Linked DNA regions of Homo sapiens: region 2 is linked to region 1. Evidence: read pairs that join two places in POLR2A ChIA-PET (ENCODE). Cell type or tissue: OCI-LY7. All regions are shown on one strand. Links, peaks and the distances in the headings refer to the core of each region. The heading gives the core; the rest is flanking DNA.

Region 1 (5,366 bases), core at 362-5,361:
AAGATCACGCCTCTACACTCCACCCTGGCGATAGAGTGAGACACTGTCTCAAAAAAAAAAAAAAAACAAAAAAAAAACAGGTGTATTTTTGGACAGAATACTACAAGACAGAAAAGGGTGAATTTTTAGGAAGACATTACAATCACAAATGTGTACACGTGTAACAACAGAGCTTCCACATACTCAAAACAAGAATTAAAATTAACAAGAGAGAAATCCACAGTCCTCTCCCCATAATTGATATAAGGAGGTAAAATGGTGGCCTGTGAAAAGCATAAAGACATGAGCATCAAAAAGTCACCTGGAGCCAGGTTCGGTGGCTCACGCCTGTAGTCCCAACACTTTGGGAGGCCAAGGCGGGCAGATCACTTGAGATCAGGAGTTTGAGACCAGCCTGGCCAACATGGTGAAACCCTGTCTCTACTAAAAATACAAAAATTAGCTGGGCATGGTTGGGTGCGGTGGCTCACACCTGTAATCCCAACACTTTGGGAGGCTGAGGCGGGTGGATCACGAGGTCAGGAGATCGAGACCATCCTGGCTAACACGGTGAAACCTCGTCTCTACTAAAGATACAAAAAAAAAAAAAATTAGCCAGGCATGGTGACGGGCACCTGTCTTCCCAGCTACTCGGGAGGCTGAGGCAGGAGAATGGCATGAACCCAGGAGGCAGAGCTTGCAGTGAGCTGAGATTGCGCCACCGCGCTCCAGCCTGGGTGACAGAGCGAGACTCCATCTCAAAAAAAATAAAAAAAAATAAAAAAAATTAGCCAGGCATGGTGGTGTGCACCTGTAATTCCAGCTACTAGGGAGGCTGAGGCAAGAGAATCACTTGAAGCCAGGAGGTGAAGGTTGCAGTGAGCTGAGATCGCGCCACTACGCTCCAGCCTGGGCGACAGAGCAAGACTCAGTCTCAAAAAAAAAAAAAACAAAACAACAAAACAACAACAACAACAAAAAGTCACTTGGGAAGTCTGTCTTCAGCCAACAGTGCCAGAGAAGGCCACACACTGGTGGCTGCAGGTGCCATTGGCACATGACCATCGGCCCACCTACCGCCTGTCCGGCTCCCCACAGGGCTCCACCCTTACCTCTATTTTGCTGGAAGTCCTTACCAACACCTGCATTTAACAAACAGCATGGGATCAGACTTGCAGGTCATCATAGCTTCCTATGAAGCTGTCTCTTGATGGAGAATGAAAATCATTCTCAGGGAGACATTCACAGGGAGGAGCAAAGGGGTGGGAGAAGCAGGACACAAATAGAAATGAAAACACTGTCACAAGCATGAGGTTGAGTCAGAACACACATGACAAGACATGACAATTTCAGTCACTTTAACTCCACTGCTCTGGCACGGGATGGACCCTGAGCTGCCCCGTCGGTTCACTTGAACTCCACTGCTCCCGCATGGGACGGAGCCTGAGCTGCCCTGTTGGTTCACTTTAACTCCACTGCTCCGGCATGGGACGGACCCTGAGCTGCCCTGTCGGCTCACTTGAAATCCACTGCTCCAGCATGGGATGGACCCTGAGCTGCCCTGGCTGTAACCAAGCCCATCGGGCCATGTGGAGGCTGCTGTCGTGTTGCTTTGTCATCATTTATGACAGCATGGCAGTGTCCTCACACTCGCAAAGGGCGAGGGAGTCAGAGGGTGCCTCTTCCACAGGTGCAAAACAGCACAGGAAGAGCCTGGGGAACGCGGACGCAATTTAAGACTTGGGGTGAGCATCAGAGGCCAGCCACGTGCTTGGCACCCGGGCTTGTGCCTCCTCCCAGAGCCCTCTTAGGACACCTGGACAGTTTCCCTAAGAAATCTTGACTCAGAGGGCCGGGCGTGGTGGCTCACACCTGTAATCCCAGCACTGTAGGAGGCCAAGGCAGGCAGATCACTTGAGGTCAGGCGTTTGACACCTGCCTGGCCAACAAGGTGAAACCCTGTCTCTACAAAAAAAATACAAAAATTAGCCAGGCATGGTGGCATACGTTTGTAATCCCAGCTATCAGGGGACCACTTGAAATCAGGAAGCAGAGGTTGCAGTGAGCTGAGACCATGCCACTGCACTCCAGCCTGGGCAACAGAATGAGACTGTCTCAAAACAAAACAAAACAAAAAGAAATCTTCACTCAGAACTTCACTTTCGCCCCGGTGCTGACCCTGACAAGATTCTATCCAACCGCCACCCACTACTGGCATTGCCAGGAATAGTTTCAAGAATTTACGGGACTGTCGCCCTTACAAATGTGCCATGTACAGCACTGGGCTGTCCCCAGGATGCCCCTCCATACACAAGGACACAAGCCTTCCAGGTGGAAGAGAGCAAGGACTCGGGCGGGAGGCGCTGGGCTGTGGAGTCACGACTCACCTTCTCCAAATCGTCCTTCAGACGAGTTTCATGCTGCAACTTCCCATACAAATTTCTATTTTCTATTTTTAGGAGTTCAATTTCTTCTTTGAGCTCAGTCTGAAGAAGCGAAAGTTGCACCTTGTGCTCAGTTTCCAGACCCAAGACTCTGGCTGCCCGCTCTGTGTCGGCCTCCAAGTCCCCGTCCTGCACACCCTGGAGATGCACCCAGGGAAGCTCTGTGTGGAAAAGGAGCAGGGAAGACAGTCAGGCCGGTGCCGGCCCTCGATGGAGCCCACAGTCCGCACAGGCAGAACGGCAACCTATAAATGCTTCTGACAGCAGACACTGTGGATTTTCAAGCTCTGTGCTGACTCAGTGATGAAAGCAGGCATGGCTCTCTCAAGTCTCCCCTCCCTTTCGGGACACCTCCATGCTGCCCCAGCACAGTGCCGTCCCGAGTCACAGGGATGTCCTGGGCCCACACGACAGCCACACGACCCGCCCAGGCTACTCCTTCAGGTCAGGTGTGACATGTGACCCTCCATGAGTTCCTGAGTGAGCCTCATGCCTGTGACCAGATGTGGGCACACATGTGTCACCCAGGGTCTATGAGGCAGCCACAAGGACAGGGCCTGAGCTCAGGGGCCTGCCAGGGTTCCTGTCCCAGCACCTCCCCCTGCTGTTCTGTGCCCAGGCACGCTACCCCCACTGGCCCATCTCTTCTTCTGCAGAAGAGGAAAAAAGCAGAAGGGACTAGGTGCTGGCCAGGCACCAGTGGTGCCAACGACCATGGGCATCAAGGGGTGGCTGTGGGGACAATTGTGGTGCAGGGCAGGCAGGAGTGAGGACCAGATGCAGGCGCCGCTGCACCACCCCCAGCTTGAAGGAGGCCCAGGCAGGCCCAGGCTTCTCTCAACTTGGCCACAGCCCAGAATGGAGTCAGACCACACACCTCCCAGCAGGACCCGCGGCCTCAGCCCCTCACCCCCACCATGGACGGCAGCCCCACCATCAGCACAGTCCACGCCAGTGGCCAGGGCCGCCTGCCCCTCCTGGAACCCGTCAGTGGCCACTGTCCGGCGCCATGGGACCGCGACTCTGGGATGACTGCAGTTTCCTCTCCGTCACCTTCTGACCCCACAGCCCTGTGCCCCGTGCCCTGCCTGGACATCCCACAACCTTAGTCTGACTAGGCGAGCTGGGGTACCTGGGCCTGCTGGGAGCAGAGCAGGATCCTGGAAAAGCCTCCCCTGGGCCCAGTGGACACACATTCTCCCTCCAGAGGTGAATGGTCACCATGTCCATCCAGCAATCCCCATGACCCCCAGGGTGGCTGCCCAGGTCAGACCTGCCCTGCTGGGGCGCTGGCCCAGGACACGCACTCCTGCCCAGCCAGTGACCCCGCCTCTAACGCCAAACCCTCATCAGGACACACTCTGTTGAGGTGTCAGCCCCAGAAGAAGAGGTCGGAGCACTCAGCTGCTTCACGGAGGACTTGGATCGAACCCAGGCACCCAGGCTCCCCGAGAACGTCCCCCAGACCCGGGACCTGCCGACACCATGGCGAGGCGGGAGGGGCCCACCTTGGCTGTGCCCTTCAGAGGGTTCCAGACGCCACTCGTGTCCCAATGCTGAAGTCTCTACGCAGCATCTGTCTGAGACATGCCCCTCGTGCTGGATGCAGAGGGGAGACTCCAGCGCTTCCAGCTGGTGCCTGTGGCTTTCTTCTAACTCCGCCTGGAAGCGTGGCAGGCTCTCCTACAGAGAAACCACGTGGGACAAGCACGTTAGTGAGCCAAGCTACCTCGCTCGCAGCTATAACCCTCAAAGGTGTTTCCTGCTATGCACAAAGAAAACTCAAACCTCACTAGGTTCATGAGACCACACGCTGCGCCCTGGTGAACCCCGCCAGCCCACTGGCGTGCTCACATGCTCTCCCGCCCACACCCGTCTCTCAGTCAGGCCTCCGGAAGACATACAAGAATTGGTGGCACTGACAGGGACTGGTGCTCCTCAGGGCGGCAGGGCCCTGGACCGGGCAGACCTCTCCTCAATTCTCTCAGCAGCAAGGTCGGTAGGGCACGTGCCCCTCGCGTCTCCCCTGGTGGCCTCACATCTCAGGGCTGGGCTCTCAAGGCCAGCCTCCTGTGACCACTGCCCACTAACAGCTGGGTCCTCGTCACACCCACGCGCAGAGGCAGGGGTTGGCTCTCAGGTGATACACGAATGCCTGGTGGGGCTACCCACCCCAGCCCTTCCTGGGTTCTCTCTGGTGCAAGGCCTGCTCGTGGGAAGGTCCTGGCTGCCTGTTCCAGCCGGGCCCTTGCCCTTCTCTGGCATTTCCCCCATAGCCTCTTGTGCAGCAAATTCTGTGTTGGGGTCCGCTTTGCAGGGAACTCAAACTGGCACACAGCCCGCTGCCACCCTGCCTGGACACCCTGTGGCCTCCAGCAGGCCCAGGGACCCTGCTCCAGAGTGAGGGCTCCTGGCCGCTGAGCCCAGATGCCCCGAGTTCCCCTCCACTGGTTCCACCGTGCAACAAGCCACGCGGTGCTGCCCCTGCGTCTCCTCCCTGCCCTCCCGTGTGTCCCCCGGAGCCCGACACCGGGCTTGCTCATGCTGCACATCAAGTGCTCCACAGCCACACATACTGCTGGGCACCACACTGGCAGCACAGACCCAGAACAGTCTACATCCCAGAAGCTCCGTTTGGACAGTTTGCCCCACAGAAGTTAAAGGTGACAGAAGTCGCAGCACGGAAGCAACTCAAGGAAGAAACACAAAAGCCAGCAGACGCTCCGTGTGGACTCAAAGCAAAGACACAATTTCACACCCTTTGAACTGCCACTGTCAAGTCTGACGAATGCAGCCCACTGCAGGGTGGAGGCCTTGCCCACAGCCAGGGCATCCCAGGGCTGAGGGAGGGGCTCCGGCTCCCCCGGCCACCCCCTTTCCTGATCAAACAGTGCATGGTGAGGCCCACCGCGGAGCAGCAGTGAGGTCGGGGCAGCATCCGCA
Region 2 (5,366 bases), core at 367-5,366, 58 kb before region 1:
GTCTCACCGTGTTACCCAGCCTGGTCTCAAATTCCTGGGCTCAAGCAATCCTCCCGCCTCAGCCTCCCAAAGTGCTGAGACTACAAGCATGAGCCCAACCATACCTGATTTTTAATTTTATCTTACTCAAGATACACAAAATCCCAAAATGATTATGTTAGAAATAATACGATCTAACTCATAAATTAAAATTAATTAGCATATGTGAAACCTGTTAAAAATATGAAGCATTTCTGGCTGAGCATGGTGGCTCACGCCTGTAAGCCCAGCACTTTGGGAGGCTGAGGTGGGTGGATCATGAGGTCAGGAGTTCGAGACCAGCCTGACCAATAAGGTAAAACCCCGTCTCTACTAAACTACAAAAATTAGCCGGGTGTGGTGGCGTGTGCCTGTAGTCCCAGCTACTAGGGAGGCTGAGGCAGGAGATTTGCTTGAACCTGGGGAGGCGGAGGCTGCAGTGAGCCGAGATTGCGTCACTGCACTCTAGCCTGGGTGACAGAGCGAGACTCCATCTCACAAAAAAAAAAAAAAAAAAAAAAAAAGGAAGCATTCCTAAAAATAAATCTAAAAAACCATTCTGGACAAAGAACCCTATGCCCATCACACACGAAGACGTGTCTGGGCTATGCCCGTTGGAGTCAGCGTCAGTGGAGAAGCATGCCCAGGGTATGTCTGAGGCAGGCAAATGCATCTCAGGCATTTTAAAAATACCTGAACAACTGAAATAATCTAAATGCGCCCATGATGCCAGTCCTGCAGAGCTGGCCCCACACAGCACTGCGAGGTGTGTGCTGTCAGGAGGTGAACAAACAATGGCAGCTGCCGTGGCGCCGGGCAGACCACATTCCCACGGGAACAGCAGGCCTGGGAGCAGAGCAGGCACCTACCACAGCCGTCCTCTGCACATGGTGGTCGTCAGCCGGCGGAGACTCGGCCCACTGCAGTGCCAGCGCTGCTGCAGACACGCCTGGGGAACAAAGCAGCCCCGGCCCCTGGGTCTGTGGCAGCGAGGTGTCCGCCCTGTCCCCCAGGGATGTGTCGGCACTGCACAGGCTCAGGGCTCCTGAGTGGGGTGTCACGGGGAGGCTGGGCCAGGGCTCCAGGGTCCAGTCCTTCCTGAGGACCTCAGGGGAGCTCCAGGAAGACAGGTCCAGCATCCCGACCGGGCTCTTCCGGGGCCCAGCCTCTGCAGTGTGGCTCTGGTGGCGGGAGCCACCAAGTACGCTGGTCGGTGAAGAAAGAGACATGTCCTGACATTCTGATTTTTCTTGAATGGGAGAATCTGGCATTTCATCTGGTATCAAGGAATCCCAATTTTTGATAACATCAGTTACACCCCCTGGGGTTGTATTGGCATCACACGCGTCTATGGCCTGATTTTTGATAACATCAGTTACACCCCCCGTGGCTGTATTGGCATCACATGTGTCTATGTGGGGTGATATGTCAGGCTCTTCTCCGTCACAGGAATCATCACTCCAGCTGCTCTCCAACAGGTGTGCTGAGGCCATGGGCCACAGAGATTTGGTGTCGGCAGCATCCACATTCTGGAAGGTCATGGAATACAGCAAACGGTTCAGTTTTTCCTGAAGCTGTTTCACCTGAGCTACGAGATCGACCTTCGGCAGCTGACAATCTTCCAGTACTTTTTCTTTACCCTGCAGGTGAAACAGAACAGGTGCACGGTGGAATACCTGGCTCACCAGGAGTCGCACCTGTCTGGTGTTAATGAGTGGATTTCAGGGAGTTTCGGAGCACTCGGGTGATTCCACAATGAGCCCTGCACATTTCAAGTTTATTTAATTCTATGAGAAACAGAACCAAGGCTTACATCTCCTTGCTTAAAAGGCAACTGTCATAACCTATTTCTGCGGTGATTGAGGACACAAGCTTCATACAAGGGAAAAAGGATGGGAAGGTTCTATATCTGAGCACCGAAAACACAAAATTGTGGTTTATGTGATGAATTTGGAGTTTCTGTGTGTGTAACTTCTAAGAATTTGGCAGGCAGGGCTGAGCTTTCTCTTAAGAATTCAAAAAATTGGGCCGGGTGCAGTGGCTCACGCCTGTAATCCTAGCATTTTGGGAGGCTGAGACAGGTGGATCACGAGGTCAGGAGTTCGAGACCACCCTGGCCAAAATGGTGAAACCCTGTCTCTACTAAAAATACAAAAATTAGCCAGGCATGGTGGCGGGTGCCTGTAATCCTAGCTACTCGGGAGGCTGAGGCAGTGAATTGCTTGAACCCAGGAGGTGGAGGTTGCAGTGAGCCAAGATCTCAAGATCTCGCCACTGCACTCCAGCCTGGGCGACAGAGCGAGACTCTGTCTCAAAAAAAAAAAAAAAAAAAAAAAAAAAAAATTCAAAGAAACGTTCCTGTCATGAGGGCCCCAAGACTGTTTGCCGCAGGAGATGCGAAGGGCTCTCCACACAGGATGTATTTCCCGAGAGCACATGACAAGCACACGAACCAGGTTCATGGGTCTCCTCAGAACTGCGGGCCTAGGCCCATCCTTCCCTGATTTCTGTGGAATTAAGAATCTTTCAGGCTCTAAACGCCAATGAGGTGCACGCAGTGTGGACCCAGGAACAGGCGGCACCTGCACTCATGCAAGAAACGTCCCAGCGACGTGCGGGACACTCACGAGGGCTGCGAGGGGCTCGGGTGAGCCCAGGTCTCAGCAGGCTTCAGCACCAAGCATGCTTCCGTGCCACCCTAGAGACCATAAAACACCTGCCCAGCACTTCTGGTGTTAGAGCCTCTGGGTTTCAGAGCCTGGAGGAGTAGTTGGGGCACATTTAGCAAACAGCAGGGAGGAGGGGGAGGAGGAAGAGCAGGGTGGGTGGCTGTGTGTCCAGCAGGAGGAGGGTAGGTGTCTGTGTGTCCAGGAGGAGGAGGAGCAGGGTGGGCGGCTGCATGTCCAGGAGGAGGAGAGTGGGCGGCTGTGTGTCCAGGAGGAGGGTGGGCGGCTGCGTGTCCAGGAGGAGGAGGGTGGGCAGCTGTGTGTCCAGGAGGAGGAGTGTGGGCAGCTGTGTGTCCAGGAGGAGGAGGAGGAGCAGGGTGGGTGGCTGCATGTCCAGGAGGAGGAGAGTGGGCGGCTGTGTGTCCAGGAGGAGGAGGAGGAGCAGGGTGGGCGGCTGCGTGTCCAGGAGGAGGAGGGTGGGCGGCTGCATGTCCAGGAGGAGGAGGAGGAGGAGCAGGGTGGGTGGTTGTGTGTCGAGAAGGAGGAGGAAGAGGAGAGTGGGCGGCTGTGTGTCCAGGAGGAGGAGGGTGGGCGACTGTGTCCAGGAGGAGGAGGAGGAGGAGGGTGGACAGATGTGTGTCCCAGAGGAGAAGGAGGAGAAGGGTGGGTGGCTGTGTGTCCAGGGAGGCTGCGCTGGGCCTTGGACTGGAGGAGGCGAGGTGCAGACAGTGCATCAAAAGGTGCCATCTAAGGCTGGGCGTGGTGGCTCACGCCTGTAATCCCAGCACTTCGGGAGGCTGAGGAGGGTGGATCACCTAAGGTCAAGAGTTCAAGACCAGCCTGGCCAACATGGTGAAACCCCGTCTCTACTAAAAATACAAAAATCAGCTGGGTGTGGTGGCGCATGCCTGCAGTCCCAGCTACTCGGGAGGCTGAGGCTGCAGAATCACTTGAACTCGGGAGGCAGAGGTTGCAGTGAGCTGAGATCGTGCCACTGCACTCCAGCCTGGGCGACAGAGCAAGACTCTGTCTCAAAAAAAAAAAAAAAGAGAGAAAAAAAATAAAGGTGCCATCTGCACCTGATGCGGCCTGAGGAGAGGGCAGCTCCTGCGCAGGTGTTTCCTAGGGGCACTGGGGACCTGCCCCTGGTGCACTGGGTGGGAGAAGCACCAGCACCCGCTTTTCTCGCTAAATCTCCACCCTGCTACAATTTGAGATGGTCAAGGTGCAACCTCCTTCCCCGGGGAAAAGAAGTGCCAGCTTTTTTTCAAGTGACAATATGGAGTGAGGTGAACAGATTACAAGAATAAATCTGAGGCCTTTCAAAGTAAAACAGACGCTGGCCATCAAAGTCCTGAGCTGAGGTGAGGCCCACGGGGGCGATGTGGTCCTCCCATGAAAAGACAAACCAGGACTAACCCTCGAGCACAGTTAAATCCATTTGGATCAATTACAAGAAAAAAACCCAACTGATTGTTTCTACAGAGTGGCTTAAATGAAGCACGTACGAAATTTCACAACAGTTATGGACAGCTCGTTACAGAACAGAAAGGATTCAGAGAACATGTCACTGCAGGCACGGACTGTGCTCCTCACCTCAGCAGAATACCCGCCTCTGCCCAGGGCAAGACCCACATGTTCTGCACCCAGCCTCTCCCAGGGGGGCCTCACGCCTTCCCCCCTCCCCACACCTTGCTGCCGCGTGTCCAGCCTCTCCCGGGTGGGCCTCGTGCCTTCCCCGTTCCCCACACCTTGCTGCCGCGTGTCCAGCCTCTCCCAGGGGGGCCTCACGCCTTCCCCCTCCCCACACCTTGCTGCTGCGTGTCCAGCCTCTCCCGGGTGGGCCTCGTGCCTTCCCCGCTCCCCACACCTTGCTGCCGCGTGTCCAGCCTCTCCCGGGTGGGCCTCGTGCCTTCCCCGCTCCCCACACCTTGCTGCCGCGTGTCCAGCCTCTCCCGGGTGGGCCTCGTGCCTTCCCCGCTCCCCACACCTTGCTGCCGCGTGTCCAGCCTCTCCCGGGGGGACCTCGCGCCTTCCCCCCTCCCCACACCTTGCCGCCGTCCTCCAGACTCAGGCGCATTTCATTTTTCACCAAGAGCAGCTCCGACTGCAGCTGCCTCTGGCAGACGGTGAGCACTGACATCACGCCTTCTTGCTTGCAGAGAGGTGCATCCTTCAACGTCACCAGGACAGGCTGCAGATCACCCTTGACAGAGGAGACAGAGGAAAGCTGAGCATGCAGGAGGCTGTTGCTGGGGCTGCCCCTCAGGTGGCCTGGAGCTGGGAACCAGTACGGCAGCCAGCAGGGATGCCAGAGGGAGGTGGCAGTGACATCCACAGCCGAGCACCTTGGTCCACAGCAGGCCACATGGGAACGGGGCTGAGGACCCAGCAGAAAGCTGCCCCGACCCAGGACGACCCCACAGAGCAAGGTGGACTGGGGCATCTGAGAGTGGGAGCCACTCTACAAAGACCCAGCTGGTGTGGGGGTGGTAGGCACCAAGTTCCCAAGGTTCTGCTCAAATACAAGTGGAAGCCTTAAAAGACGACTCCCTACAGGGCCTCCAGCTCCAAAAGAAGAGCTCGCTCGCCACATCTCACACAGGCACTGCTCATCGACAGACAAACCATTTGGTTAGAAACCAGAGAAGCAGCTTAAGCGGACCCTCCTCACATAGTGAG

The links. Peaks named below come from ENCODE experiments on the same cell type or tissue, not always from the same donor. Only the 100,000 strongest peaks of a DNase experiment are listed, where the experiment ranks them.
Region 2: POLR2A ChIA-PET joins it to region 1 with 30 read pairs; 6 of 35 experiments call an interaction of 5 or more read pairs at or near these places.

The regions. Positions count from the first base shown.
Region 1 is chr21:46,354,192-46,359,557 of GRCh38, reverse strand. PCNT (pericentrin) reads right to left here. Exons shown (of 47, transcript NM_006031.6): 12 at 3,932-4,106; 13 at 2,367-2,584. Among named protein-coding and RNA genes, the nearest start is that of PCNT, 33 kb to the right of the region's middle. RefSeq lists an enhancer at 2,656-2,735. In OCI-LY7, for the core only: a CTCF peak has its summit at 2,963; DNase peaks (open chromatin) are centred at 1,887, 2,467 and 2,917; H3K4me3 peaks cover 1,670 bases; H3K27ac peaks cover 3,118 bases.
Region 2 is chr21:46,412,361-46,417,726 of GRCh38, reverse strand. It overlaps PCNT (pericentrin), which reads right to left. Exons shown (of 47, transcript NM_006031.6): 29 at 4,735-4,890; 30 at 888-1,658. Among named protein-coding and RNA genes, the nearest start is that of DIP2A, 44 kb to the left of the region's middle. In OCI-LY7, for the core only: no CTCF peak of the experiment used is centred there; no DNase peak of the experiment used is centred there.